Regions from separate parts of the Homo sapiens genome. Here region 2 is linked to region 1. Evidence: chromatin loops called from intact Hi-C (ENCODE). Cell type or tissue: heart right ventricle. All regions are shown on one strand. Links, peaks and the distances in the headings refer to the core of each region. The heading gives the core; the rest is flanking DNA.

What was found. Hi-C counts contacts between places; a loop is a spot of excess contacts. Peaks named below come from ENCODE experiments on the same cell type or tissue, not always from the same donor. Only the 100,000 strongest peaks of a DNase experiment are listed, where the experiment ranks them.
Region 2: it touches region 1 in a loop (9-fold over the local background); 50 of 110 quality-filtered maps call a loop at or near these places.

What each region holds. Positions count from the first base shown.
Region 1 is chr14:105,085,117-105,097,005 of GRCh38, reverse strand. It overlaps LINC02298 (long intergenic non-protein coding RNA 2298), which reads right to left and starts at 2,859. Exons shown (of 6, transcript NR_110546.1): 1 at 2,790-2,859; 2 at 1,564-1,679; 3 at 1,238-1,466. RefSeq lists silencers at 2,971-3,020, 3,191-3,240, 3,551-3,810, 6,255-6,424, 9,120-9,449 and 1 more and an enhancer at 2,706-3,328. In heart right ventricle, for the core only: CTCF peaks have their summits at 3,129, 6,139, 6,339 (motif pointing left), 10,072 (motif pointing right) and 1 weaker place; DNase peaks (open chromatin) are centred at 3,075, 5,255, 6,325, 10,015 and 4 weaker places; H3K4me3 peaks cover 3,907 bases; H3K27ac peaks cover 5,171 bases.
Region 2 is chr14:105,274,750-105,286,638 of GRCh38, reverse strand. BRF1 (BRF1 general transcription factor IIIB subunit) reads left to right here. Exons shown (of 18, transcript NM_001519.4): 2 at 263-343. Among named protein-coding and RNA genes, the nearest start is that of BRF1, 20 kb to the left of the region's middle. RefSeq lists enhancers at 1-716, 1,987-2,527, 3,071-3,612, 11,536-11,889. In heart right ventricle, for the core only: CTCF peaks have their summits at 4,405 and 4,610 (motif pointing right); no DNase peak of the experiment used is centred there; H3K27ac peaks cover 727 bases.

The DNA.
Region 1 (11,889 bases), core at 2,627-10,626:
GGCCACAACAACAGCTTGGGTTTGATCTTGCAGGTACTGGGGAGCAATGGTGTGTGTGCTTCAGAGCAGAGGAGGGGGCAAGTCAGATGTGTGTTTGAGATGCTCTCTTGGCAGCCAGGATGGAGACAAGGTGAGTTGGGGAGCCAGGAATGGGACAGGGCTCAGAGTGGATAGACGTTTAGGAGGTTGAATTGATCAGAGACGGAGGGAAAGAGGTGGCTCCTGAGCCTGAACTGCCAGGGGAGGGGTGCCTCTGAGAGATGGAGGTCCCAGGCCACTGGAGACCCGCGTCGCACTTTGGAGAAGAGCCGGGGCTGGGGACAGAGGCATGTACAGGGTGGCATCACCGCCCTGCTCCCGGGATGGGGAGACCGAGGCTGGGGAAGGGGCTTAGGGATTGTCAGGATCTCTAGCACAGAGCTGGTGACCAAGCTGTGGGCATCATGAGTGTCCAGGAGGAAAGATCAGATCCCAGGTGAGAGAAGAGGGCTCAGGGAGAGGGTGAATTGTGGGCAGAGAAGAGAGGAAGACCTCCCTGGGGCAGCCATGGGACGGGAGCCAGGTGGGGTGTGGCCCCTGGGATGGGGGTGGTGTACACACCCACACAAGGTTGGCCTGGTGGGCCAGGGCCAGGCTGCACGGGCTGAGAGAAGCTGACGGCCTTGTCTGTGACCTCCAGGACCCCTGGGTCTGCCTCTGTGGGCCCCTAATCCTGGGCTCACAGACCTGCCAGCCTCCGTGCGTGCTGGCCTGTGCCTGGTGGGCACGGCTGGTGCAGGCTCCAAGGGGGCCTGGCAAAGCCTGGAGCTGGCCCAGGGGAGGCCTCCCCTGGCCAGGGAGTCTCCCGACCCCCACCTTGGAGGGATGTATCAGCCCCGGTGAGGCTTCTCAGACTCATTCTGGAGCTTCTCAAGGGCGCGAGATCAATTTGGCCGAGAAGGGCCAAGGGCCGAGCCTGCACCTTCCTTCTGCCCCAATGCTAGGTGAAACATTCAATGTCTGTTTAAATCTATAGAAAAGGGTGAATTTGAGAGTTGAGGATTTATCAAACTTCCAGCAGTTAAGTCCCTGGGAAACAGCACCAAAAGAGAGATAATAAAGGAACCAAAAGAAGAAACCACACAGGAGCAGATGGAGGCACCAACTGCATAAAGAATGGTGACTGCACACAGGCAAGATGCGCACAGCAGGTGGGAAACTTCTGTAACAAGTATGTCCACAGGCAGATCACCTTTACCTGTGAGGAGCTTGTGTGCACGAGGGCAACCTCGCAGCAGCGACGCCCACCACAGAATGCTGATGGCTCAATCCCAGCAGAAGTTTATTTAGGGCACAGAAAGCTGGAAACAAGGGCTTGACTGGAGGCAGCTCTGCAGCAGGTGGAGATTTGGACAGCGAGGGCTGTCCTGGAGGAAGTCCCAAGGTCCTCACTTCCCTCTGTAGGCCACCCTTGGTGTGGACAACAGCTGCAGACAGGAGACACGGAGGGGGCACACAGAGGTCTTAGGGTCTGGCCTCAGGTGATGTCCATCACATCTCTTTCTGTTGGTGAGAGCTAGTTACCTGGGCCCCCAGGGTGCAAGGCCGAGCTGGCATGGCATGCAGACCAACTAGTAGGATCTTCTTGCCAGCTCAGGGGACAATGCACACATGGAGAAGTGCAGTTGGATACCAGGCATCTGGGAAAATGCACATGCTCACTCTTTTTCAAAGAAATGCAGGTTCCAAAACCAAACACCATTAGAAAATAGACACCAGCCAACACAATCAAGATTAGAAGGTCTATGGTGAGACCACTGATGGAGCGTGAAGCTGGCCAAACTCTGGAGAGTGGTTGATGATACGTATCAAGAATCCAAAATCCAGCAGGGCGTGGTGGCTCACGCCTGTAATCCCAGCCAGGAATTCGAGACCAGCCTGGCCAACATGGCGAAACCCCGCCTCTACTAAAAATACAAAAATTAGCTGGGCATGGTGGTGCACGCCTGTAGTCCCAGCTACTCAGGAGGCTGAGGCATGAGAATCACTTGGCCTTGAGTGATTGCAGTGAGCAGAGATCGCACCACTGCACTACAGCCTGGGTAACAGAGTGAAGTGAGTCTCTAAATAAATAAATAAATAAACCTGAAATCCTAGAAATCTGTTTAATGGCTCAAGATGTTATCTTTCCAAAACTCGAATCTGACCCTGTCACTCCCCGGCTCAAACATCTCCAATGGCTCCCCACTGCCATCCTGGCCATGTTCCAGCCCAGGCCCCTCCCTCCAGCCTCATCTTCCATGCTGAGGTTTGCACCTCCACTGTGGTGGAGCACAGCGGGCATTTCTCCCTGGTGCACCTTTGCTTCTTTGGGCCCCTCTGCCTGGAATGCCCTTCCTGTTCCTGTCCAGACCCACTCGAGACACTCCTGCCCTGAGCACCTCCTGCCTCTCCCTCCTCACTCCAGACACTCCTGCCCTGAGCACCTCCTGCCTCTCCCTCCTCTCTGCCGCTCCCCCCACCCTCATGCTCTCACCCTAGCTCCTCCTGTTACTGGGTCCCTCTGGGAGCACCGTCCTGACCAGTGCCCAACCTGGGCCTGGGGGACAGAGGGGTCGGCACATGTAGGCTGAGCTGAGCTTTCGGGAGCGAGGAGGCCAGGCGCTGGGAGTGGTGGCCTTGCTGTAGGCTGAAGACACAGCTCGCAGCTCAGCCTGCCCTCCACCTGACCCCCCGGGCCCAGCCTTCCCTAGTGGGCCACGACCTTCCCACCAGGGCCCTCGGCCCTGCTCCTGCTGGCCCCTGCAGACCTCAGCTGAGTCCAAGCTCCTGGAGGGCAGGGAGGGTGAGCATCTCGTGTGTCCCCAGCGCACAGCTGCTGTGCCAGCTCCCGGTAGGGATTTGTTACAGGAATAAATGGGGTGGGGGTTGGAGGAGATGGAGGCAGGCCCTGACGCCGGCTCCTGGCGCACCCTCCAGGCCCTCTCCATCGCGGCTTCGCGGCTCCGGCTCTGGCCCCGCCCCAGCCTTCCCCGCCCTGCCGGGAACCTGGGGCCTCTCGGACCACGAAAGCCGCCCACACCTCCGCGGCTCCGCCCTCGCCTCTCGCTCCCCCAGCCTAGCCTGGACCCTCCGCTCTCCGGGGCTCAGCAGCGACCCCGATCGGCCACACGCAAGCCGCCCACATCGCCGCGGCAGCCACCTACCCCGGGACGCCCAACCAAGCCCTCGGGGGACCAAGCCCGGGGACTTCGTCCCCAACTCCAGGCCAGTCAAGCCACCCCACAGGGGCCCTGCCTGTCCCACCCGCAGCGTGCTGGGGGGTCCATGCTTGCGGTGATCAGGAGGGTGGCACGGCCCTGGGGTTACAGCCGGCGGAGGGGCTTCCCAAAAGAATCCTCAGCCTCTCCCGCCTGCGGCGGCGCAGCCCAGGCGGGGCTCGGCCCGCAGAATCCCCTCGTGGCCTCGCCAGGTATGCGCGCGGGGCCCGGGGCGCGGGCCGGGGGCGGGCGCTGGAGCGGGGCCGGTGCCGGGCCCGCCGCGACACGCTCGGGGACGCGACGCACAAAGGCGCCTTCTGCCGCCCCCCGACCCCGCCCCGCGCTGCCCCCGTCCAGCGTGGCGGCCCGCCCCGGCAGGCGGTGAGGGGCTGTCGGGGTCCCCTCCTCCTGGGCCCGCCACCCCCCTCGCGGGCGACGTGCCCTGTCCGGGCGGCGCGCAGGCGCGGGCTTGTCCCACCGCGCAGGAATCCGAGGCCGCCGCGCGCGTTTCCGGCCCCAGCCCCGCCCGCGGTGCAGGGGAGCGAGTGCGCAGCCGCGTGTCGGGACTCGGACCCCCGTGGCCCCCGCCATACTCTCTTTCTCCACCCGCGGAGCTTTTGCTCAGGAATCCACTCTTGCAGCCAGGGAGCTTCCGGGCCCCCTCCTCCAGGGAGCGTTCCTGGCTGCTCCGGTGAGCACTTGCCTCCTCGCACCCCTGTCTGGGCACCTTGAGGACCCAGCCTGACCACTCCCCTCTCCTCTGTCTGCATAGGAAGGCGCCCCATTGGAAAGGGACCCCCCCCCCACCAGACCCTGGCAATCCCATGGCCAGGCCAGGGTTGGGAGTAAGGACCCACCAGGAAGGAGGGTGCCCGCCGCGTCAAGTGGGCAGTAGAACAAGGCTGGGTCCCAGGGATCCCCGCAAGCCAGGTGGCTCCGTGGCTCGGCCCCGCAGAGGCCAGAGTCCTCCGCCCTGCAGCCGGCGCTCACCTTTAGCGCCTTCTCCCTGGGCCATATGTGGCAGAGGGGGTGGGGCAAGTTCCAGGCCCACAGGGCACCACGGGCCTCTGGGAGGGGACGCTAATGACTGTAATTTCCACTTAGCAGATCAGGACGGCTGGCAGAGTGGAGCCATCCTCCTGCCTCTCAGGAGCCCGGGCGAGATCCTTCCTTGGGCCCCTCCTTTATCTGGACTCCTGGCCCTGGGCCCCTCCCACGTGGGATTTTGAGATTGCTCTCCCCTCCCCCAGGCTCAGAGGGTGGTCCTGTTTCCTGTGGGACCCCTTGTCCCCTTGTCCACTGGTTGGGGTGCTCAGTGGTGCTTGAACAGGGGTCGGGGACGCATGAAGGTGTACTGAGGGGGTAGCTGTCAGCCGGCTCCAGAGGCTGGGGGAGCAGGAAACAAGCACATAGGGTTGAGGGTTCTGAGCCGCGTGCCAGGCTTTAGCCTATGCTGGCTCCTTTGTGGTCAGAAGCCCAGGACATTCTGGGATCTGTCTTGATGCTGAGCAGGCCAGTGTCCTGAACAGCACCAGGCGCCCAGGAGTCTCTGGGTGGGGCAGTTGTGGCTGCCGAATGGGGGGTGCTAGGGCAGGAGGGTGAGCATGTGAGGCCAGGCTGGCGGAGAGGGGCTGGGACTCTGTGCCCTGTGGCAGACTGGGGAGGTGAGGGAAGGGGTTGCTGTGGCCATCACAGGCTGAAGGTGGGGACTGGGCCATTGCCCAGTGCTGGTCTCTGCCCGATTAGTCTGGGCACCAGGCCCCGTGCCCAGCTGGCAAGAGGTGAGGCAGGAGCTTCTGGGGCACCTGGGGAGCAGGCCCAGGCCCTGGGAGCTGGGGTTCCTGAGCTGAGGGAGTCAGCTCTGTCTCGCCTGGGCCTGCCTCCTGGCCTCCCCTGTGGCCTGGCTGGCAGGGCCTGGGCGTGGCCTCGCTCCCTGGAACTGGCAAGGATCAAAGGGTGGAAAGCCGTCCTCCACCCCCGCCCACTGAGACAGGAATCCGTGGCCCCAGGGGGCGGAATCCACAGCCACATTCCCGGTGCCCTGGTCCCTGCAAGGCAAGGGTGGGGCAGGGCTGGGGTGCCAAGATTGGCACCATAGAGCGTGGGAACGTGGTGCTGCTGGCACCCGGCCCAGTGCCTGAGCAGAGCGGACGGCACCCTCCTCTCGGCCGAGCCGTGGCCTTTGTCCCTTCTGACCTCCCTTGATGGCCTCAGGCACCAGGGCCTCAGCTGCCAAATGGGCTTCCACCTTGCCTGGAGGTGGGGTTTGCATCCTGGTGGCCCAGGAGGCCTGGGGGTCCTGAGGAGGTTGGGGCCTGGGTTTCTGTGGCTCAAAGCAGTGGGCACTCCCGACCCCCGGGGCGCTCTGGGCTGGGGGACTCGGCCTCCATCTGGGGCCAGTGGGGACCACAGGAGGGAGAGGGTGTTGACAGCTGGGGCATACCTGCTAGGGGTCACACCGAGCCCAGGCCCCTGGCACACACAGATATGCTCACACACGCACACAGCAGAAAGCAGAAAGGCAGCCGCTCAAAGGCAGCCTCGCTTGTTCTGGCCACAGCCCAAAAGCTCCCCAGGAGAGTTTGTCCTCAGCTGGCAGGTGCAGGGCTGAGTTGGCCCTGTGGACCCCCACCCATGGGTGCAGGGTCACCTGCTGGCGGAGACAACAGCCTTTAGGCACCTGTGCTGGGTGGGGTGGGTCCCTGCTCCCAGGGGCTGGAGACCAGCCTGCTGGAGCCAGGGCCCCAAGCTCTGTCCTGTAGTCCCATGCTCAGCCCCAGCAGTGATGCCTTCCCACCCCCACTGTACAGGTGGGGAAACGGAAGCCCAGAGAGGTCAGATGACTTTCCCAAATTGGTGGCTTGGAGGAATCCTGGAGACACAGACCTCCCACTCCCAAGAGCCAGGGCCGGTGGCATCCTCCTCTCTGGCCTGTTTCCTCATCTGGGGAGTGGGCCCACAGTGACCACCTGGCTGAGTTGTCCTGAAGCCCGGAAGGTACCAGCCAGAGGTCAGTTAGCCTCTTCTGTCCCCAGCCCCTGGGCTCCCAGATAAGCAGCACTGCTGTGTCCTAAGCCCGCCCCTGAGGCAGGGCGCCCCCTGGTGGTGCGACAGTGCCTTTCTGTGCCCTTGGGTGATAGGAGCTGAAGGAGGAGAAGGTGAGGGAGAGGTCAAGCCTGGAGCAGGCGCTGGGAGGGCTGCAGGCCAGGGCAGAGGGGCTGCTGGCTTGGAGCAATGCCCCTGGGGGCTGGTCCATGCAGGAAGGGCCTGGAGAGGACATTGGTCCCGCCAGGAGGCTGCAAGTCGGGACCTTGGCAGGGCTTCCATGGGCAGTTGAAGCCCATTAGGGCCCAAGGACACCATCCCCCGGAGGATGGCAGCAGGGGGAGCAGGACTGGTGCGCCAGACACTGCCCGCTGCTAGGGTGGGGAGTGTGGGCAGCCAGGCTGGGAGAAGTGGAGGCCAGGCCCAAGGTGTCCGTGTGTTGGCCAGCTGAGCCCATCCCTCTTCAGACCTGCACCCTGGGTGCCTCTAGAGGCCTCCCCGCCCTCTCCAGGATGCTCAAAGGCCCACACTACTTGACCCTGATCATCCCAGTGGCAGCCATCCAGGCATCAGGCCAGGTCTGGCACTGGGCAGCCGTGGGGCTTCTTTGGTGGAGATGTGAATGAATGAGGAGCCTCCCGGGGCTGCGGTCCCTCCTGGGCCCCAGCTTGCCTCCTGCAGCATGGGGTCCTTGTCAGTCAGCAGGCTGTGATGGGCAGGTGCTGAGGAACCTGCGGCAGGAGCGACAAGGCTAGGGGTGGGTGGGGGCCCTGGCTCACCCATCCCAGCCCCCCACACCAGGGGAGGGAGCATCCCTGGCCTTCGGGAGCTGTCAGGGCGGAGGCCATACGGGGATGTGGTGGGGTGGGCCAGCCCATGAGACCCCTCTGGGCTCTGGGTCTGGGTGGGAAGTGGTCTGCCTGGTCTCTGGGCCCAGGGTGAAGGGACAGGTCTCAGTTTGTGAGTTTGTGGTCCCCTGCTCCATCTCCTACCCTGCTTCGCGGGCAGTGGGTTCAGGGGGGATCTGGGAAGCGGGCTTGAGCCTGCTCAGGGCGGGGCAGCTGGGCCCCCACTCACCCCAGGGGCTTGCCAGCAACCTGGGCAGGGAGGCTCGTGTGCCCTGGGACTCCTGGTTCTGCAGCGAGTCCCTGCAGACCTGGGTCCCCCAGTGTGTCTGCACGGCAGGACCCCAGCTCCCTGGACTGTCAGTCCTTAAGGCTTCTGCGGAGTCCCCCATCCTGAGTGCCCAGCGCCGTCGGGGTGGGGGGTTCCCTGGGGTTGGCTGACCTGGCTGGCCCTCCTTCCTGGGCTCTGCTGTCACCTGAGCTGGGGGACTTCTTGGCCTGGAGGGTAAGCCGGGGACCATCTGCTCTCAGGGCACAGGCCTGCCCTTGCAGGGCGCTGAACCCACCACAACTCCCTCTAGCCCCCAGATGGCAAAGCACTCCTTGGCAAGGGCTGATCAGGGGAGGGGACAAGCTGGGCCAGCCAAACCTGGGGCGGGGGCCCAGTGTCCCCAGGGACTGGCATCTGAGACCTCCACTGTTTACACAACACCACACCCGAGGAGTGGATTGCCCAGAGTATGCGTGCGCGCACACACTGCTTCCAGCATACACACGATGCACACTTGCATGAGCACAGGGTACACACACATGTTCACACCAGCACTCACACACAGGCACACACCTTCACACGTGGAGGGCACACAGCACACTGCCTTGCATGACATGCACGCCCATTCACACCACTGTGTACAGCTCAGCCTGCCTCGAGCTCCCAGCTGGGTGCCCTCTGAACCTCCAAAACCCACAGCATGATGGAGGACACTGTGCGGGGAGTGGTGGGGGCTGGGGGCTGGTGAGTAGACGTGGCTCTGTGGTGTTGGGGCCTCTGGGCCTCAGTTTACCTTCCATGCAATTGTAACAACCATTTACAAGACACTTTGAATCTCAACGAGCCATTCTGAGATGGCCGTTAGCACCCTTTGCAGAGATGGGGAAACAGGCACAGAGCATTTGGTAATGTGCTCAAGGCCCTGGGGCAGGAGCTGGACAGGGTCTGCCCCGGGCTGTCTCTGGTGGTTGTGGAGTGAGGGGAGTTCACATCTGCCTGGGTCCGGAGCACAGAGGGTACTGCTACCTCCAGGCAGGCTGCCTGGGAGGGGGAGGGACACGGACAGGGCGGGCTCCAGCAGGAGGAACGAGGTGGGTGTGCGCCCCACCCCCGTGGAGGGAGCCTGTCCTCCCCTCGGCCCCGCTGGCTGGGGCCGGCCAAGAGCAGAAGAGGTCACAGGCCGCGGCCGGCTCTCCTGGGAATTCCAGGCGCGTGTGTCAGCGCGCTCGGCTTCGCCCCCGCCCCCAGCCCTCCGCCCGGGCTGGCGGTTTGGCAAAGAGAACTAGATTCCCGAGGGGGCGAGGGGCGGCTCCCAGGGCCTGGGACCGGGTTGGGGACTCAGGAACCCTTCTCCTCCGCCCACTCCTCCACTCCCAGAAGAGAGGTCCTGGCGGGAGCGGGTCCCCTCTCGACCTCCTTCCAGATGGCTCGCCATTTCTCCAGGGAGGGGGCTGAGGGAGGGCTTCATGGGGAGGGGAGCTCTGGGGCCCCGGGTGCTGGCACGTGCACCCGAATTCTCAGCACCTCCCTGCCCTGCCCGCAGGCAGGCTCGGTGAGGTCCCTAAGGTCAGGAATGATGCTTGTTTCTGCGCAAACCTCTGCCCGAGGACGGGCGGTGTCTGGAACCTGGATACGAATTCCAGTTGTGTCTCGACTTTCGAATCTGAAAAGTGGGAACAATAGCATCACCCACCTCGGGGTGATTGTGCAAATAAAAGAGCCAGAGGCGAGGCCAAGGGCGATCTGCCTGGGAAGCGGGCCGGCGCCCCACTAAGGCGCGCGTGCGTGCTGGGACCCAGGAAACCCAGCGCTGGGCCAGCTCTCCCGCCCCCGCCAGCTCGCCCCGCGCCAGCGCCCCAGCCTGCCTGGGCTCGCTCCAGCCTCTGCGGGGGCTCCTCCGGGCCGCGCAGACGCAGCCTCCCCGCCCGCCCCGCCGCTGCTCCGCCAGCGGCCTCGACAGGCCCAGGCGCGCTCCAGCCTGCGGCGGCATGAAGGTGGGCGCGGATGCCGCCGCCGCGAGGCTGCCCGCCTGCCCGGAGCCTGCCCCGCCGGGCGGGAAGGGCCAGGGAGGCTCCTGGCCGGGGGCGGAGATTGAAGGGTACGGTGCGGGCAGGAATGCTCTGGGCTGGGGGTTGGGGAGGCGCGGAGGGGACTGGGTGGTTCCCGGCCTGGGGGGAGGGGACAGGGAACTCGGGACCGAGGGGTGGGGAGCTGTGAGTCTCGGTTCTAGACCAGGGAGGGAACTGGGGAAGAGAATCCTGGGGATCGCTAGGGGAGAGGAGTACTTCTGGACCGCGGAGGCCACGCGAATCCTCCAGGCCCCCAGGGCGGGCTCCCCCGTCCTCCCTGCGCCCGTGGGCGCAGCACGCCCATTTCCCTGCCTGGGAAACAAAGGCCCCAGGTCTGCAGTGCGTCTGATGGCGGGGAGGAGACTGTGGCCGAGGGAGCCGTGTCCGTGGACGGCGTGCTGAGGGTCCCCCGCGCAGAGCTGACTGCACCCAGGAGAGAAGCGGCCCCGAGCGCAGGAGCCGAGGTTGCGGGTAACACCACCTCCGGGCTGCTGTCTCGACCTCTGCTGCTCTCGGCGCACTCCCGGGCGCGGGCGGGGGAACTGGAGGTCGGATGCCCTGGAGCGCGGGCCGGTCGGGCGCAGCGCAGCCGCAGCCACCAGGCGGCAGGGCAGCTCCGGGACCGGCGGGGCTGGGGACGTGGTTGGGGGAGCTGAGAAACACGTCTCAGTTTCTTAGGTCCGCCAGTCTCCTGGCCTGCACAGCCCGTCCCAGGAGCAGCCCGGTGGGGTCGCAAGTGGGGACCCAGGCCCCTGACACCCTCACCTTATCCTGGAGAGACTGTGGCAAGAGGGGAACAGGGAGGCCGCTGTCTCAGAGATATCAGGTGGAAGAAGTTTCTGGTCCCTGTGCCTCACCCTGCACCCTGCCTCTGATGGGCTGTGTGACCTTAAGCAACTTTCTCAGGCTCTTTGTGTCTCAGTTTCTTCTAAGAAAATGGGAGGTGGGCTGGGCGCGGTGGCTCACGCCTGTAATCCCAGCACTTTGGGAAGCCGAGGTGGGCGGATCACCTGAGGTCAGGAGTTCAAGACTGGCCTGGCCAACATGGTGAAACCCGGTCTCTACAAAAATACGAAAATTAGCCGGGCATGATGGCGGGTCCCTGTAGTCCCAGCTACTTGGGAGGCTGAGGCGGGAGAATCATTTGAACCCAGGAGGCAGAGGTTGCAGTGAGCCGAAATTGGGCCATTGCACCCCAGCCTGGGTGACAGAGTGAGACTCCATCTCAAAAAAAAAAAAAAAAAAAAAAAAAGAGAGCGAGAGAGAGAAAGAAGAGAAGATAAAATGGGAGGTGGGACGGTGAGAATTCCCAAGCTGCAGGGAATTGTCCCCCAGAGAAACAGGCTGTGGGAAGCTGGGTCTCTCCGGAGGGGAAGAGGAACTGAGCACCGGCCTGTTAGAGGAGGAGGGGCTGGTGAGCCTGGGACCCTGCAGGTCAGGGCCCAGCCATCGGGTTTGGATCTGGGCAGTGGGAGTGTACCTCCCCCACCAGGGCCTGGCCACCCCCCTAGAGTCCATTTTAGCTCTTGGGGTGCCATTGAGCATGCCCAGATGCCCCCACCAGCAGCTTCTGCCAGCATGGCCTGGCTGGCTGCATGGGTTGTCCTCCTGCCCCAGGCACTGGAGCTTGGCAGTAATGGGAAACGGGAGGTGACATGGGAGGGATTGGGGATGGAGAAGGCCCAGGACACGGTTGCTGAGGGTCTGCGCCTCACTGCATAAACCTGATGGGGGCCAGTCCCAGTGAGAGCAGGGGAGGTCACAGGCCTCTGGTGCCTTCTTGCCCACAAAGAAACTGAGGCAGGAAGCCACAACCAGCCTCTAGAAGCCCAGGACTCCCCCACATCACTCCCTGTTGTGTGGTTGTGGTCGGGGGTACTTCAATCACTGTGACCAGGGGACCAAGAGATTTTCCGGCTGAGGGTGATGGGGGTTTCTCTGAATCAAGAAAATTTCTAATGAATGGCTGAGCCTGGGTCATTAGTTATTCAGTGTCCGGGGAACTGAATGGGCCTCTGCCCCATGCCCAGTATGCTGTTTCCCAAGGCTGGGCTGCAGGCACAGAGTCTGAGGGGCTGCTGCCTCCAGTGCAGTGGGCACTACCAGCTGTCTGCCCTCCCAGGGCCAGCTCCATGGAGGGAGGAGCAGGGCTGGCTGGACCCCCTCTCCCAAGCTGTGGCAGTGCCTGGAGTTTCACCATCGCGCAGGGAGAACACAAGGTCGTCTCCAGGGTCCGAGACTTCCCTCGCTGGGTTCAGGCTGGTTTCAGGCTGTCCCAGGTAGCTGGAGGGAAGGGCCAGGGGTCAGGGCTCTTCGCGTGCCTCAATGCTGGACGCTCCCCTGTTCTTCCTGTCGGTGTTCACAGGCGGCTGTTCAGGGTCCCAGATGTGGAAGGGTGAGGCCCAGAACATGATGGGCTT
Region 2 (11,889 bases), core at 1,405-9,404, 190 kb before region 1:
GGGAGACTCCGTCTCAAAAAAAAAAAGAAAATGCGGAAAGTGCAGTTGGCCCACCCTCAACCCTGCTGGCTGGGCAGAGTGAGAGATGCTTCCCCCACTGGGGTTCCTGGCTCAGTGACGGAGGTGCGGGGGGCCGACCTGCTGCTTCCCCCATGAGTGCTGACCCCCGCTTTGTTCTCACTTTGTGTCTGTGGATGTTAGGAAAGGGTTGTAAATGCAGATCTCCAAGTTTTGGCTGATCTGTCTTTTTTTGTGTTTCCAGGTGCTGGCAAAACCCCGACTCTGGGTGGCGGCTTCCACGTGAATCTGGGGAAGGAGTCGAGAGCGCAGACCCTGCAGAATGGTATTTCCCACCGCGGATGCTGCTGAGCGTGCGGCGGGTCCCAGAGATGGGGATGGTGGTGCTAGGGTGGAGGGCACTGACTCAGCCATGGACCTCATGGCCTGCCACTTCCTCGTCACCCTGCACGCCCAGCCCAGGCTGCTTTCCAGGAGGAATTGTGCCCTGAGTCCCCTCCTGGGTGTCCTGCAGACTCTGCCAGGGCTGTTTGGGGAGAACCCAGTGGATCCCACAGGATCCACAGCCATTGCTTGATGGCCTCAGTGAGATGGAGGCAGAAATAACACATTTATAGCAGTTGGATATTGTAGTGACATTCTCACTGCGTTTTGTCAAAGTGCCAGTTCACCACAAACTGGAGAAATGTCTGCTGGGTTATTTGTCTTATGATTGAGTTGAAAAAGTTCTTTATGTGTTTTAGGTACAAGTCTTTTATCGGATGTGTGATTTTATATATTTTAGGTGCAAGTCGTTTATCGGATGTGTGATTTTATGTGTTTTAGGTACAAGTCTTTTATCGGATGTGTGATTTATAGGACATTTTCAGCCATTTCATGCGTTCTTTTCATTTTCTTTTGTCTTTTTATTTTTCGCTGGTATCCTTTGGAGCATGAAAGTTTTAAATTCTGATAGTATCCAGTTTACCTATTTAGTCTCTTGATGGCTGTGCTTTTGGTATCATAACTAACAAATGTTGCCTAATCCAGTCCAAATCGTGAAGATTTGTGCTTATGATTTTTTGGAGTTTTGCGCCTTCCTCTCTTTCCAGTAGGTTTTGGTCCATATTGAGTCAGCGTTTGCATGTGATGTAAGGTAAGGGCCTGCCTTCACTCCTGCACGTGCAGACCCAGTTTTCTCAGGACCATGTGTTGAAAACACTGTATTTTGCCAGTTGGCATCCTCTTGGTGCCCTTGCTGAAAATCGATTGACCGTAAACCTAAAAGCTCATTTCTGGATCCTCAGTTTGGCTTAGTGACTGCATGACAGTCCTGGTGCCCGTTCCACGCTGTTCAGGACACTGAAGCTTCGCAGTCAGTTTTGAAATCAGGAACTGTGAGTCCTCTAACTGCTCTCTTTCAAAAGTGTTATGCTGCCTGTTTGAAGTCCCTTGAGTGGCAATATGAATTTTAGGATCAGCTTGTCAGTTTCTGCCAAGAAGTCAGCTGGGATTTTGACGGGGATTGCGTTAATATGTTGGTCATTTTGGGGAACACTGCCGCCTAAACAGTGTAAAGTCTTCTGATACCTGAATACAGGATTTCTTTCCATTTATTTGGGTCTTCTTTAATTTGTTTCAACAATTTTATTAGTTCTCAGAGTATAAGTTTTGTACTTCTTTTGTCGAATTTAGTCTCAGTTGATATGTATTGATCTTGTATCTTGCAGCCTGGCTGAACTCATTTTTTATGCTGAATAGTTTTTTAGCGGATCACTTAGGATTTTCGGTACAAGATCGTGTTATCTTTCCTTTCTAGTCTAGTGCCTGTTTTTTGTTTTTGTTTTTTTTGTTTACCACATTGAATAGCAGTGGTGTGAACAGACATCCTCTTGTCCTTGATCCTGGGGAAGCATCCAGTCTTCACCATTGAGTGTGGGTTGGCCGTGGGTCAGTCCAGGCAGGGATACTTTGTGCTAGGATCTCTTTGGCTTCACTGTTTCATTGAGTACACTCTCAGGAACCTGAGGACCACGTGAGGGATTCTTGTGATCGGTGCAGCCATGTCCTGCAGCCTTAGTGTGGATGCTGGAAGGTGGTCGGGACAGGTAGAACATCTCTTGTGGACAGCACGTCACCCTGGCTGTTTTCTCCTGGGCCATCTCCAGGAGGCCGGGCTCTTGAGCACCTGCCTCTGCTCCTGGCTGCTGCTGCCGACGGGTGGCCAGCACCGACACACCTAGGCTGGCAGGGGTAGTTGGGCTTGCGATGATCCCTCACAGCAGAGTGGATGGATCCTTACGCTTCCCTTGTGCTTTTTTCCTTGTCCTGCTGTGGACTTACTAGTAGAGGAGTATAGTCAGCGCCTTTCTTCCTGACTGCCGGTGTGATTCTTCTGCAGTAGAGAGCACCCTCTGTGTGATTTCAGTCTTCGGAAATGCTTCGAGCCGTGGCCGGGTGGAAGGCCAGTTTTGTGGACGTGCATGTGTGTTGGGCGCTTGAATGCGTTTCCTGCAGGAAGCGGGTGCAGCGCAGCACATCCCTCTTCCTCTCCACTGGCTGGTTCTCTGTGTCTGCCACCGAGAGTGTGCATGAAGACCTGGCACAGTGACTGGATCCGTCCTGTCCTACCCACAGTTTTGTCAGTTTTTTGTTTTGTCTGTTTCAGGGCTTCCTGGCACACACGTTTACAGTTCCTCCAGGTGGGGGCTGGGGCTGCGCTGCCCAGGGGCCCTCCTGACCTCAGGCTGCCTGGGTTGGGGCCCAGCTCTGCCCATTGCTTGTGGTGCCACTAGGCTATCTCCTTTTTTTCTTCTACTGACTTCAAGATTTTCTCCATGTGAAGAGCTTTGTTCTCCACAGAGAATGTAGTCTGTATTTTCCCAAAAACTCGCGGTATCTTTACTAGAGTTGGTCGTGCCTCAGACCTATACAAATTGCAAAGAGTAGTGTCGGTGCAGACGCGTGCATTGCAATAGGATTGGAAACCAACAACAGAGAAAGAGAAATGGCTCATCTTACCTTTTCAAAAGCCTTTTAAATACCTTTGGTTCAAGAAAGAAATGAAAATTGGAACATACATGCTCCCTAATTAGGGGTGAGTGTCAGTGAAGGTTGTGACCTGCAGGCCCAGGAGGCCCCGTGGACCCCACTCACTGTGTGGGGGAAGCTGCGGGGCCCCCACCCCTCTTGAGTCTTACTGGGGATGGGTGGTTCTGGGGGACCCTATGCTGATCTTTGTACCTGGGTTCCCACCTGAGGTTCTGCAGCTGCAGCCTGGGTACCTGCAGCATCAGGGGCCATGCCCTGCTGCCCACTCAGTGAGCTCTCCCACCCGCCTGCCCCGGGCCAGGCACCGCTCCTGCCTGGGTGGGGTGTGGGGCTGAGGGAGGCCATTGGTCCAGCCCCTGTCCTGTTTCCTGCTGACTTTTCGCCGGAGTCGTCCCTTTTGCTGCCAGTCAGGCCCCCTGCTGTGGCAGTGATGTCCTCCTCTGCCTTGGCTGGCTGGGCCCGCCGTACCTCCTTGCTGTCGAGTGTCCTGGGAGCATGTCTGTGAGGCAGATCCTAACGTATTTTTCAAATACTTCTGGAGACACAAGAGGGGATTTTGGCCCATTATAACTGGCACATTTCTGATGCTTTGGGCTCTTCCTGCCTCTTATTTTGTATTTCGTATTTATCTTACCTTTTGTTTGTTTGTTTGTTTTTTGAGATGGAGTCTCGCTCTGTCACCCAGGCTGGAGTGCAGTGGCGCGATCTGGGCTCACTGCAACCTCCGCCTCCTGGGTTCAAGCTACTCTCCTGCCTCAGCCTCCCGAGTAGCTGGAGTTACAAGTGCCCACCATCACGCCCGGCTAATTTTTGTATTTTTAGTAGAGACGTGGTTTTGCCATGTTGGCCAGGCTTATCTCGAACTCCTGACCTCAGGTGATCCACCCGCCTTGGCCTCCCAAAGTGCTTGAATTAGAGGTGTGAGCCACTACACCTGGCTGTATTTATCTTACTTTTAAAAAACCCTTTATTTTGATTGATTGATTTATCATGGGTTATGTTTGTTTAAATTTTGTTTATTCTCCTTTGTTCTCCCCATACCGCCTTGGTTGAAGTTTTCATATCAGCCCTGGTCCCGCTGCAAGCTTGGCCCACGGCCTCCACTCCCGCCCGCCACCCAGCCTGCCAGGTTTGGTGGAAATCTGTGAATGTAGCTTCCGACTGTTACTGTTTTGGTGAAGTCTTGATTGCCTTTCTTAGAAAACTGCAAAGATGGAAATAAACTCACGGGCCACCCTTCCTGCCCGCAGCGACAGTCATGTTCTGCGAGGACTCTGTCTCCTCTGCTTGCCTCCGTGCACCCTGCGAGGTCACAGGCCCCTCCTTTGGTTTGCTGGGGACACGCTGAGACTGTATTTAGAGAAAGGGTCTGGGAGAGAGAAACTCCTGCCCCTTCCCCCTGGGATGGTTGCCAAGGGGTTGAGACAGGCACCCCATGGAATGTGGGGAGCATCTGCTCCGGGTCCACCAGCAAGAGACGTTGAATGCCAGTGTGTTTTGATCTCTGTTTTTAAAATCTCAGGCCTTTTGGGATGATTTCTTTGATGTTCTGAAGCGACGGTTCTGAAATGCCGCTAGGTGGGGCTCTCTTCATTGACCTGATGAGCCTTTCGTTTGGGACGCGTTTCTCAGGGAAATTCTTTTTCTGTTCTCTTGGTCTGTTTTTCCTAGTATAGCACGCATAGTAAAGTGCATGAAATGTGCTGACCTTCCATGAACCACCTGACAAATCCACATGAGTCAGGCCTGCAGCAGCTCAGAAAGCACCTGCTGCCCACTGGCTTCACTTGGTTTTCTGCTTCATACAGTGGGAATCATATAGAAAGGAATTTAAAAAAAAAAAAAAGACTTGTAATTTTTAGAGCATTTTAGGTTCACAGCAAAATGGATCGGCAGAGAGTTCCTGTAGACTCTGAGCACCTCCCACCACACAGCTTCCCCTGACCCCGTCAGTGCCCCCCTCCACTGTGGTGCACGAGCTGCAGTCAGCCGCCCCACATCGACTCATCAGGATCACGCAGGCTCTGTCCACACACCCGGGCTCAGGATCACGCAGGCTCTGTCCACACACCCGGGCTCAGGGTCACGCAGGCTGTATCCGCACACCTGGGCTCAGGGTCACGCAGGCTGTATCCACACACCCGGGCTCAGGATCACACGGCCTCCACCTCACACCTGGGCTCAGGATCACGCAGCCTGTATCCACACACCCGGGCTCAGGGTCACACAGGCTGTATCCGCACACCTGGGCTCAGGATCACGCAGGCTGTATCCACACACCCGGGCTCAGGATCACACAGGCTGTATCCACACACCCGGGCTCAGGGTCACGCAGGCTGTATCCACACACCCGGGCTCAGGATCACGCAGGCTGTATCCACACACCCGGGCTCAGGATCACACGGCCTCCACCTGCACACCTGGGCTCAGGATCACGCAGCCTGTATCCACACACCCGGGCTCAGGGTCACGCAGGCTGTATCCACACACCTGGGCTCAGGGTCACGCAGGCTGTATCCGCACACCTGGGCTCAGGGTCACGCAGGCTGTATCCACACACCTGGGCTCAGGGTCACGCAGGCTGTATCCACACACCCGGGCTCAGGGTCACGCAGGCTCTGTCCACACACCTGGGCTCAGGGTCACGCAGGCTCTGTCCACACACCTGGGCTCAGGGTCACGCAGGCTGTATCCGCACACCTGGGCTCAGGGTCACGTGGGCTGTATCCACACACCCGGGCTCAGGGTCATGCAGCCTCCACCTGCACACCTGGGCTCAAGATTATGCAGCCTCCACCTGCACACCCAGGCTCAGGGTCACGTGGGCTATATCCGCACACCCGGGCTCAGGGTCACGCGGGCTGTATCCGCACACCCGGACTCAGGATCACGCAGCCTTCACCGCACAGCCGGGCTCAGGATCATGCAGCCTCCACCTGCACACGCAGGCTCAGGATCACACAGCCTCCACCTGCACACGCGGGCTCAGGATCATGCAGCCTCCACCTGCGCACGCGGGCTCAGGATCATTCAGGCTGTATCTGCACACCTGGGCTCAGGATCACGCAGCTTCCACCACACACCCAGGCTCACGCTGGGCGGTGCGTGTTCTATGGGTTTAGATGAATGCGTAGTGACGGGTAACCACTGTTACAGTTTCATACAGAGTGCTTTCAGAGTCCTAAAGATCCCCTGAGCTCCACCCATTCATCCCTCCTTCCCCAGCCTCCAGCAACCATTGATCTTTTCACCGGCGCTTGGTCATGTGGTCGTAGAGCTGGAGTTGCACACTGTGCATCCTTTCTCTGTGCAGCCTGTCACTCAGCCATGGGCATTTAACTGTCCTCCAGGTCTCTGCACAGCCTGTGGCCTCTTTCTCTTTAGTGGTGAGTAATATTCCACCGCCTAGGTGCGCCACAGTTGATTTATCCTTTCACCTGCTTGCTGAAGGGAATCTGGGCTTGGGCGATTATGAGTGAAGCTGCTGTAAACGTCACGTGCAGGTTTTTCTGAGTGATTGCTGGGTGGTGTGGTGAGAGTATGCTGAGTTTTGTAAGAAACTGCCAAACCCTTTTCCAAAGCACCTGAGCCATTTTGTGCTCCCAGCAGCAAGGAAGGAGAGCTCCTGTGGCTCTAGTCGTCCGCATCTGGCTTGCCAGTGTCTGGGCTGGAGCCGTTCTAGAACGTGCTGTTTTGGAGCGTGTAAGTAGTTTATTCTTTTATTGCAATGTAGTATTTCATGGGATGAATAGACCACAGTTTATCTCCTTTTCCTGTTGATGGACGTCTAGGGTGTTTCCATTCTTGGCTGTGCACAGGAAGCTGCTGTGCGTGTTCTTGCACCTGGTCCTTCGGTGGACACAGGTGCCCCCTCCGCTTGGGAGTTTACCTGCGAATGGGTGTCTGGGTCCTGAGGTCTGGGTGTGCTCATCATTAGATAGGGCCACAGGGTTTTCTGTAGTGCTTGTACCAGTTCATGTTCCCACCAGGAAGCAGTGTAGGAGAGTCCCAGTGGCTCCGCAGCCTTGTTCACATGTGGCATCATCAGCCTTTCCAGTTGTAGTCTTTCTGGTAGGTGTGTAGCACACTCGCTGCGGCATTAATTCGCTTTCCCTGGTGAGTAATTATGGCCACAACCTTTGCTCATGCTTCTTGGCTGTTGGGACGTCCTTTCTGTGTGAAGTGCCTATTGGCGTCTTTTGTGCTTTTTAAAAACTGAGTTGTCTTTTTCTTACAGATTTGTAGAGTTCTTTATATATTCTGGATTCGAGTCCTTTGTTGGATATACATGTTTCGAATCCTCCTCCCACGTCTGTAGCTTGTCTCACTCTCTTAATGTTGTCTTTTGACGAACAGAAACTTCTGAATTTTTTTTTTTGAGACTGGGTCTCACTCACTCTGTGGTCCGGGCTGGAGTGCAGTGGTGCAGTCGATGCTCCTTGCAGCCTCAACCTCCCAGACTAAAGCCGCCCTCTCACTTCAGCCTCCCGAGTAGTTGGGATCACGTGTACATGCCACCACATCCACTCATTTTTAATTTTTTTCTTTGACATGGAGTCTCACTCTTTTGCCAGACTGGAGTGCAGTGGCGCGATCTCGGCTCACTGCAGCCTCTGCCTCATGGGTGCAAGCGATTCTCCTGCCTTAGCCTCCCGAGTAGCTGGGATTACAGGTGTGCACCACCATGCCCGGCTAATATTTGTACTTTTTAGTAGAGACGGGGTTTCACCATGTTGGTCAGGATGGTCTCGATCTCTTGACCTCGTGATCTGCCCGCCTCGGCCTCCCAAAGTGTTGGGATTACCGGCATGAGCCACTGCGCACGGCCAATTCTTTTTTTTTTTTAAATAGAGATGGGGGTCTCACCATGTTGGCCAGGTTGGTCTTCAACTCCTGGGCTCCAGTGATCCTCCCACCTCAGCCTCCCAAAGTGCTGGGATGACAGGTGTGAGCCACTGCACCCTGCCAGAAATTTCTTAATTATAATGAAGTCCCAGTATATCAGTTTTTATGGTTAGGGCTGTTTGTGACTTGTTCAAGAAATTCTTATCTACTCCAAGGTCTGAAGATACTCTTGTGTTTTCCTCTGGAAGCTTTATTGCTTTATACTTTACATGTAAGTGGTGATATGCCTCAAATCTTTTTTTTTTTTTTTGGAGACAGGGTCTCGCTCTCTTGCTGCCCAGGCTGGACTGCAGTGGCAGGATCATGGCTCACTGCAGCCTCAACCTTCCAAGCTCAAGCAGTCCTCCTACCTTGGCTGGGCCTACAGGCTTGCACCACCACACCTGGCTGATTATTTTAGCAGTTGGATCTCACTATGTTGCCCAGGCTGGTCTTGAACTTCTGGGCTCAAGTGATCTACCTGCTTCAGCCTCCCGAAGTGCTGGGATTACTACAGGCATGAGCCACGGCACACAGCCTGAGTTTACTTTTAGAATTCATTTGTTGGAAGGAAGTCTAAGGAGACTCGCAGGCTATGGCTAGCTAATTAGTAGTTGGTTTCTATGTGAATATCTGTTTATTAATAACATATTTGGCCAGGCACAGTGGCTCATGCTTGTATCCCAGCACTTTGGGAGGCGGAGATGGGTGGATCACAAGGTCAGGAGTTCGAGACCATCCTGGCCAACAGTGTGAAACCCTGTCTGTACTAAAAATACAAAAAATTAGCTGGGTGCAGTGGCATGTGCCTGTAGTCCCAGCTACTCAAGAGGCTGAGGCAGGAGAATCACTTGAACCCGGGAAGCAGAGGTTGCAGTGAGCTGAGATCGCACCACTGCACTCTAGCCTGGGTGACAGAGCGAGACTCCATCTCAAAAAAGAGAAAGAAGATGGTAAAAAATAACTTACTGCAGTCATCATAAGCCCCCATTTTAGTCCTTTTGGGCTGCTGTAACAGAACACCATAGACCAGAAAGGCAAAACAGCAGGAATGTGTTTCTCACACTTTTGGAGCTGGAAAGTTTGAGCTGGAGATGGGGGAGACAGTTGCCTCCTCCCCAGCTCTCTAGTGAGGGCCGCCTCTCAGCTCCTTCTCACTGTGGCCTCCTCCCCAGCTCTCTAGTGAGGGCCGCCTCTCAGCTCCTTCTCACTGTGGCCTCCTCCCCAGCTCTCTAGTGAGGGCCCCCTCTCAGCTCCTTCTCACTGTGGCCTCCTCCCCAGCTCTCTAGTGAGGGCCGCCTCTCGGCTCCTTCTCACTGTGGCCTCCTCCCCAGCTCTCTAGTGAGGGCCCCCTCTCAGCTCCTTCTCACTGTGGCCTCCTCCCCAGCTCTCTAGTGAGGGCCGCCTCTCGGCTCCTTCTCACTGTGGCCTCCTCCCCAGCTCTCTAGTGAGGGCCCCCTCTCAGCTCCTTCTCACTGTGGCCTCCTCCCCAGCTCTCTAGTGAGGGCCCCCTCTCAGCTCCTTCTCACTGTGGCCTCCTCCCCAGCTCCCTAGTGAGGGCCCCCTCTCGGCTCCTTCTCACTGTGGCCTCCTCCCCAGCTCTCTAGTGAGGGCCGCCTCTCGGCTCCTTCTCACTGTGGCCTCCTCCCCAGCTCTCTAGTGAGGGCCGCCTCTCGGCTCCTTCTCACTGTGGCCTCCTCCCCAGCTCTCTAGTGAGGGCCCCCTCTCAGCTCCTTCTCACTGTGGCCTCCTCCCCAGCTCCCTAGTGAGGGCCCCCTCTCGGCTCCTTCTCACTGTGGCCTCCTCCCCAGCTCTCTAGTGAGGGCCGCCTCTCGGCTCCTTCTCACTGTGGCCTCCTCCCCAGCTCTCTAGTGAGGGCCGCCTCTCGGCTCCTTCTCACTGTGGCCTCCTCCCCAGCTCTCTAGTGAGGGCCGCCTCTCAGCTCCTTCTCACTGTGGCCTCCTCCCCAGCTCTCTAGTGAGGGCCGCCTCTCGGCTCCTTCTCACTGTGGCCTCCTCCCCAGCTCTCTAGTGAGGGCCGCCTCTCAGCTCCTTCTCACTGTGGCCTCCTCCCCAGCTCTCTAGTGAGGGCCCCCTCTCGGCTCCTTCTCACTGTGGCCTCCTCCCCAGCTCTCTAGTGAGGGCCGCCTCTCGGCTCCTTCTCACTGTGGCCTCCTCCCCAGCTCTCTAGTGAGGGCCCCCTCTCGGCTCCTTCTCACTGTGGCCTCCTCCCCAGCTCTCTAGTGAGGGCCGCCTCTCGGCTCCTTCTCACTGTGGCCTCCTCCCCAGCTCTCTAGTGAGGGCCCCCTCTCAGCTCCTTCTCACTGTGGCCTCCTCCCCAGCTCTCTAGTGAGGGCCGCCTCTCGGCTCCTTCTCACTGTGGCCTCCTCCCCAGCTCTCTAGTGAGGGCCGCCTCTCGGCTCCTTCTCACTGTGGCCTCCTCCCCAGCTCTCTAGTGAGGGCCCCCTCTCGGCTCCTTCTCACTGTGGCCTCCTCCCCAGCTCTCTAGTGAGGGCCGCCTCTCGGCTCCTTCTCACTGTGGCCTCCTCCCCAGCTCTCTAGTGAGGGCCGCCTCTCGGCTCCTTCTCACTGTGGCCTCCTCCCCAGCTCTCTAGTGAGGGCCCCCTCTCAGCTCCTTCTCACTGTGGCCTCCTCCCCAGCTCTCTAGTGAGGGCCGCCTCTCAGCTCCTTCTCACTGTGGCCTCCTCCCCAGCTCTCTAGTGAGGGCCCCCTCTCAGCTCCTTCTCACTGTGGCCTCCTCCCCAGCTCTCTAGTGAGGGCCGCCTCTCAGCTCCTTCTCACTGTGGCCTCACGTGGTAGAAGAGCTGGGCTAGTTCTCTGGGGTCCGGTTTTTAAGGGCACTGAGCTCATCATTAGTGCTCTGCCTCCTGACCTAGTCTCCCGCAAAGGCCCTGCATCTTAATACCATCCCCGTAGGGGATAGGATTTCAACATAGGAATTTTAGGAGTCAGACATTCTGACCATAGCAGCCCTGCATGCTGGGAACACGAGCTGGTGCCTGTGGGGTCGGGGCTTGGGATCGAGTCCCAGCCTCAAGTGTGTGGCCTCAGAGAGTACCTCTCTCTTACCTTTTATTACAGAATTTTCAAACATACAGCAGAGAGCTGGTAGGTAAGGAGCCGTAGCTTCAGCGGGTCCCCTGTCAGCTGACTCTGTTTCCCTCTGGGCCTTGCTGGGCCGCGGGGACGGTCTGTGCTGGTGTGTCTGGCTGGTGCTGCACATGTGCAGGTGGCAGCTGGCACGATGCCCTTTCTGTCCATTCTTTTGGGGTCTTGGCTTGGCCCAGGCCTCAGCTCTGGGGACAGTGACCAGCCTTCCACGTCAGCTCAGCTGGACTGCAGGCCTCAGAGCTGTATGAGCTCTAGGCAGGTGGCCTTAGGTGCTCAAGGTGGCAGGGCCACAGCCGGGCTGGGGGCTCCATGTGATGCTGCTGACTGCCAGGGGCCTGGCAGTGTGAGGCTTGACCTGGACCTGCCAGACTGTGTACCCTGGCCACCGGCTTCCTTGGGATGCAGGCTCAGCAGCTGCCCACCTCTGGCTGCTGGTCATCATTAGTGAAGTTTGGCGTGAGCAAAACATCAGCCCTCACTTTCTCCAGCTCATGTGCCCTTATCAAATAAATCTGGGAGGTCAGTTTTTGACTTTATATGGGGATGGAGGCCGCCTCAGGTAGTCTTTGCAGGAGGACTGTGGGTTTGGGTGCCAGAGGATGCAGTGGGAACTGGAATCTCCATGGCGGCAGCATTCCTCTGCATCGAGCCGTGACCCACCACACATGTCCTCTGGGTACCCCATGGGGCTAATTGCCTGGAGCAAGGACTCTGCCTGCCCACGACGCCCACTGTGCAGACAGAAGTGGGGGCAGTAAAGTTGGCTCAGGTGCTCCCCACACAGCCTGTGCTCTGCAGACAGAAGTGGGGGCAGTGAGGTTGGCCC